Regions from separate parts of the Homo sapiens genome. Here region 1 is linked to region 2. Evidence: read pairs that join two places in POLR2A ChIA-PET (ENCODE). Cell type or tissue: OCI-LY7. All regions are shown on one strand. Each heading gives the region's core, and the rest is flanking DNA. Links, peaks and the distances in the headings are about the cores only.

Region 1 (2,912 bases), core at 165-2,664, 740 kb after region 2:
ATAATGATAATAATTGAAGATAATAGGAAAACCATGTTATTACCTATATTAGTGTCCTGTGGTTGCCATAACACAAGTGCCACAAAATGAGGGACTTAAAACAGAAATGTACTTATTCCCTTGCAGTGTGGAGCTTAGAAGTCTGAAATCAAGGTGTTGGTAGGGCAGTGCTCCCGCTGGAGGCTCTAGGGGAGGATCCTTCCTCTCCTCTTCCTGGCCTCTGGTAGCTGCTGGTGACCCTGGGTGTCCCTTGGCTGGTGGATATTGGCACTCCCATCTCTCCCTCTGAGTGTGTCTCTGTCCAAATTTCCCTCTTACAAGGACAGTAGTCTTGGGTTAGGACCCACCCTAATCCAGCATGAGCTCATCTTGACTACATCTGCAAAGACCCTATTTCCAAAGAAGGCCACATTCACACATACCAGGGACTGGACTTCTATGTATGTTTTTGGGGGATGCAGTTCAACCCCCAACATTACCCGTTTATACTTTCTTTCCAGGGCCACCAAGGACAAGACCAGAGTCATTTTCATCCTGAATTGGTGTCAACTAGTGTTTTCATACCCTAGAGACTATCCAAATGACACAGCTGACCCAATCCCTGCATTTCTCAGAGGGGGAAACTGAGGCCCAGGGAGGTAAAATGACTCTCCCAAGGTCACACAGTAAGGTAGTGGCAGTGGGACTGGATCGTGGATCTCCTGGTGCCCTGTATTGGCCCACGTGTCAGCCATGGACTCGTATTCCCACTGGTGGAGCCAAGAGGTTTTTGCTGTCTGCAGGGGAGAGCACTTTGGATCTTGGCTTCTCGTTTCATCCTTCCCTTGGTAGTGGTTAAGAGTGCAAGCTTTGGGCCGGGCAAGGTGACTCATGCCTGTAATTCCAGCACTTTGGGAGGGTGAGGTGGGTGGATCACCTGAGGTGAGGAGTTTGAGACCAGCCTGGTTAACATGGTGAAACGCCATCTCCAACAAAAATACAAAAGTTAGCCGGGCATGATGGCACACTCCTTTGGTCCCAGCTCCTTAGGAGACTGAGGCAGGAGAATCGCTTGAACTCAGGAGGCTGAGGTGCAGTGAGCTGAGATTGTGCCACTGCACTCCAACCTCAGCAACAGAGCAACACTATGTCTCAAAAACGAGTGCAAACTTTGGAGCCTGGCCATTCAGGTTCAAGTTCTGGCTCAACCATTGTGACCTTGAATGAGTCAGTGACTCTCTCTGCTTCAGCCTCCCCACCTGTGGAAGGAAGACAGTCATCTCAGCCTTACATGAGTGCACAGGTGTCAGGACCCCTGCTGTGCACACGGGCATGTACTCAGTGTTTCTGTGCATGTGGTTTCCCTTCCCTTTCCTCCTGTTTGGTTTTCTCTGAAGCCGAAAGGTCCTTAGTAGGAAGTTGAGGACCAGCGTTCTCCATGGGAAGACTCAACATCAGTTACAACTCTAGAATTTATTCCAGGCCATCCAAGTTAAGGTAGTTGTCTGTATTTTGAGAACCTTTCTCTTGCTGTAAAAAGCAAACAAAAACAAAAAAAGACAAACTAGCAAACTCAAAGAACGAGAATACATATACATGCAGTGCTGCTTCAGATGGAAGTCAGAAAAGTGTGTGATCAAATGAAAGGCTGTTGTTGAAAGGGAAGTCTGCATTTACTCTTCTGCCAGTTCTCAGACTACCTCAACTCCTTGCTGACATTCCTAGGAATTGTGGTCCCAGCTGGCTTCTATAGCTGTGTGACCTTTGCCTTTTCCAAACGAGTGGGCACCCTGCAGGCCACTTCCTCTGGGTTTCAGTGCCCAGCTTATCAGGAGGCTGCATGAACATCTATTTCTAGCTGGGCGGGAAATAGGACGGGTCCTGGCAGAAGGCGGAGCCCAGAGGTGGCTGGTAGAATCCCCTGGGAGGAGTAAGGGATGCTCTCCGCAGGGACCCCCGTGTCGTGGGTGCCATGGCAAAGCGTTAACAACAGGCAGTGCCTAGGGAGCCTGAACCAAGGTTGGGAGTGTGGTTTCCTTCTCAGTTCCCTTTCCGTCTTCCTGATTATGACAAGAACATCTGTTTGGTACCAACATGTGTTTTTTTTTTTTTTTTTTCTCCTTGATGCTGTGCATTTTTTTCCATTGGAATTTTTGTTGAGATAATTGAAGAATCACATAAAGATGTAAGAAATGATACAGAGAGATCTCATGTGAACGTTACCCAATTATCCCCAATGGTAATATCTTGCAAACCTGTAGTGCAGTATCACAGCCAGGATATTAACATTCACAACATTCATAGAACCCACTACCAGTCTTATTCAGATTTTCCCCCATTTTCCTTGTACTTGTGTGTATTTAGTTATGTACAATTTGGTCACATGCATAGCATCCTATATCTGCCATCATAGTCAAGAGACTAAAGCAATGTAATGATTTCTTACACCAATTCCATTTCCAAAATTTTAACATGTCTGTCTTTGAAAGATACTAATTTTCTTTTTTTTTTGAGGCGGAGTCTGGCTCTGTTGCCCAGGCTAGAGTGCACTGGCTTGATCTTGGCTCACTGCAACCTCTGCCTCCTGGGTTCAAGTGATTCTCTTGCCTCAACCTCCCAGCTTCCCAAGCACCTGGGACTGTAGGCACCTGCCACCATGCCTGGCTAATGTTTATATTTTTAGTAGAGATGGGGTTTCACCATGTTTCCCAGGCAGGTTTTGAGCTCCTGGCCTCATGTGATCTGCCTGCCTTGGCCTCCCAAAGTGCTGGGATTACAGGCATGAGCCGCCGTTGCCAGCCTGAAAGATATGAAATGTCTTTATTAAAATATAACTTGCAGACATAAAAAAGAATGAGTTCATGTCCTTTGCAGGGACATGGATGAAGCTGGAAGCCATCATTCTCAGCAAACTAACACAGGAACAGAAAACC
Region 2 (2,912 bases), core at 121-2,620:
AGTACTTAAAACAGCATTCAATTGCTTTGGTTACAGCTCTGATACGCAGCACAACGTAAGTAGAGTGTATAATTATTATTTTTATTTTTTATTTTTGTAGAGATGGGGGGGTCTATGTTGTCCAGACTGGTCTCAAATTCCTGAGCTCATGATCCTCCCACCTCAACCTCTCACAGTGCTGGGATAATAGTGTGTGAGCCACCGTGCCTAGCCAAGTATATAATTCAATATTGCTTTCTTTTCCCCTTAATTATGAAACTTTCTAAAGTTCATACCCCTTCAGTGGAAGAAGTCAAAAAATGTGTCACTAAGAAATTTATTTTGCTTCATTCCACTTCAAAGAACTGAATGTTTCAGGTCACTCTGACGTTCAGGTAAGAAAGTTTAAGATGTGTACACTGTGTTTTGACTGAAAGACTCTCCCTACCATCTTTACTAACTACTTCCGGTCTAGATTCAGAAGTCCGTTCCTGCCCAAAGGCTTGTCTAACCAAGTCTAGGTTCTTAGGCCAGCCAACATGCTCTTACGGCACCCTGTACCACTATCCCCCAGCACACACACGGTGCTGAACATACTAGAGATCATCTGTCAGTCTCCCCAGGAAGTAGGCTGTGTACCCACCAAGAAACAGCAAGGTTTATCTTATTTTCATTTGTTTTCCCAATTTTAAATACAGTGCTTGCCACATAGCAAGCACTCAAAAGCTGAAGGAATGAAATAATTTTTTTTTTCCTTAAATTATCATGTCGCAGGCCAGGCACAGTGACTCATGCGTGTAATCCCAGCACTTTGGGAGGCCGAGGCGGGTGGATCACCTGAGGTCCGGGGTTTGAGACCAGCCTGGCCAGCATAGTGAAACCACATCTCTACTAAAAAAATACAAAAATTAGCCAGGTGTGGTGGCACACTCCTGTAATGCCAGCGACTTGGGAAGCTGAGGCATGAGAATTGCTTGAACCCAGGAGGCAGAGGTTGCAGTGAGCTGAGATCACGCCACTGCACTCCAGCCTAAGCAACAGAGCAAGACTCAGTCTCAAAAAAAACAAACAAAAAAAATCCCTGGGCGTGGTGGCTCATGCCTGTAATCTCAACACTTTGGGAGAAAAATATATATATTTTTCCCCTTAAATTATCATGTTGCAGGCCGGGCACAGTGGCTCATGCCTGCAATCCCAGCACTTTGGGAGGCCAAGGCAGGCGGATCACCTGACGTAAGGAGGTCAAGACCAGCCTGGCCAGCATGGTGAAACCAAGTCCCTACTAAAAATACAAAAATTAGCCAGGTGTAGTGGTACACGCCTATAATCCTAGCTACTTGGGAGGCTGAGGCAGGAGAATCACTTGAACCTGGGAGGCGGAGATTCCAGTGAGCCGAGATTGCACCATTGCCTGGGCGACTAGCGAAACTTCATCTCCAAAAAAAAAAAAAAAAAGTTGCAGAATGACGTGATTTTTTAAAGTTTATTAAGAGGATTCTGAGGAAAATAGATAGTATATAGTTATTTGTCTTTAACACTTAATTCTCTCACTCTGCTACAAATCGCCGGTTATATGCCAATTATGAGCAGTTTGAAGCTAAAACACCTTTTCAAAGTAAGCACTGGACAACTATAAACACCACCTGAGACTACCTTCTTTGACCTTGCCATCTTGCCTACCTGTGAAGATAATTTTAGGAGTAAGGCTGCTGTGACCCTCATTTTAGCAACCGAGCAATTACTAATTGTAATTAGTACAATTCTCCTTAACAAGGAGCAGTTAGTGTCTCAAACATTTGGGTGTAAAGAAAATTGTTGGCCCCAAGTTTAGAGGGAGACGGCAACATTACAGGTAATGTTACCCCTCAGTCCTGGCCAACAGCAGTGGCTCTCGCCTGTAATCCCAGCACTTTGGGAGGCCGAGGCAGGCAGATCACCTGAGATCAGGAGTTCAAGACCACCCTGGCCAACATGGTGAAACCCCGTCTCTACTAAAATACAAAAAATTGGCCGGGTATGGTGGCGGGCACCTATAATCCCAGCTACCCTGGAGGCTGAGGCAGGAGAATCACTTGAACCTGGGAGGCAGAGGTTGCAGTGATTCAAAGACCTAAGTCTTTATTTTACTAAGCATGCTGTTTAGGCTAAAGGCAATGATTAGTACAATTCTCCTTTAACCCTTGGCCCGACAGGAAGAAGTGGATAGATTAGGTAAATAATTACTTTCTTTTTTTGAGACAGAGTCTCACTCTGTCGCCCAAGCTGGAGTGTAGTGGTGCAATCTAGGCTCGCTGCAACCTCTGCCTCCCGGGTTCAAGTGATTCGGCCTCATCCTCCCAAGGAGCTGGGATTACAAGCACGTGCCACCACGCCCGACTAATTTTTTGTATTTTTGGTAGAGACAGGGTTTCACCATGTTGGCCAGGCTGGTCTTGAACTCCTGACCTCAGGTGATCCGCCCGCCTCAGCCTCCCAAAGTGCTGGGATTAAAGGCATGAGCCACCGTGCCTGGACAATAATTACTTTCTAACTGGGCCTTGAAAAAGGTGGTTTTTGGCCTCGGAAAATTAGGAGTTGTGAGCAATTTATGAAAATTTTGCATTTTCCTTTTTCAATGTCACTAGTCAGATAAAATATTTTATATTAGTATTAGTCAATTTTTCTTCTCTTTTTTTTTTGAGATGGAGGTGTGCTCTTGTCGTCCAGCTACTCCACAGGCTGAGGCAGGAGAAGTGTTTGAACCCGGGAAGCGAAGGTTGCAGTGAGCCAAGATCCTGCCACTGGATGCCAGCCTGGGCGACAGAGCGAGACTCCATCTCAAAAAAGAAGAAAAAAAAAAGGAACGAAAACCACAGACTTGAAACTAAATTCTTATCTGAGAAATGCTTTACCTTTGTATTCAAATTAGTGATGTAGGGATCCCTATCAGAAAC

Evidence for each region. Peaks named below come from ENCODE experiments on the same cell type or tissue, not always from the same donor. Only the 100,000 strongest peaks of a DNase experiment are listed, where the experiment ranks them.
Region 1: POLR2A ChIA-PET joins it to region 2 with 5 read pairs; 1 of 35 experiments calls an interaction of 5 or more read pairs at or near these places.

The regions. Positions count from the first base shown.
Region 1 is chr16:81,835,607-81,838,518 of GRCh38, forward strand. The region is part of intron 2 of PLCG2 (phospholipase C gamma 2); the gene reads left to right. Among named protein-coding and RNA genes, the nearest start is that of PLCG2, 58 kb to the left of the region's middle. RefSeq lists an enhancer at 1,377-1,566. In OCI-LY7, for the core only: no CTCF peak of the experiment used is centred there; DNase peaks (open chromatin) are centred at 1,265 and 1,985; H3K4me3 peaks cover 2,500 bases; H3K27ac peaks cover 2,500 bases.
Region 2 is chr16:81,091,707-81,094,618 of GRCh38, forward strand. All of the region lies in intron 1 of GCSH (glycine cleavage system protein H), which reads right to left. Among named protein-coding and RNA genes, the nearest start is that of GCSH, 3.2 kb to the right of the region's middle. In OCI-LY7, for the core only: no CTCF peak of the experiment used is centred there; no DNase peak of the experiment used is centred there.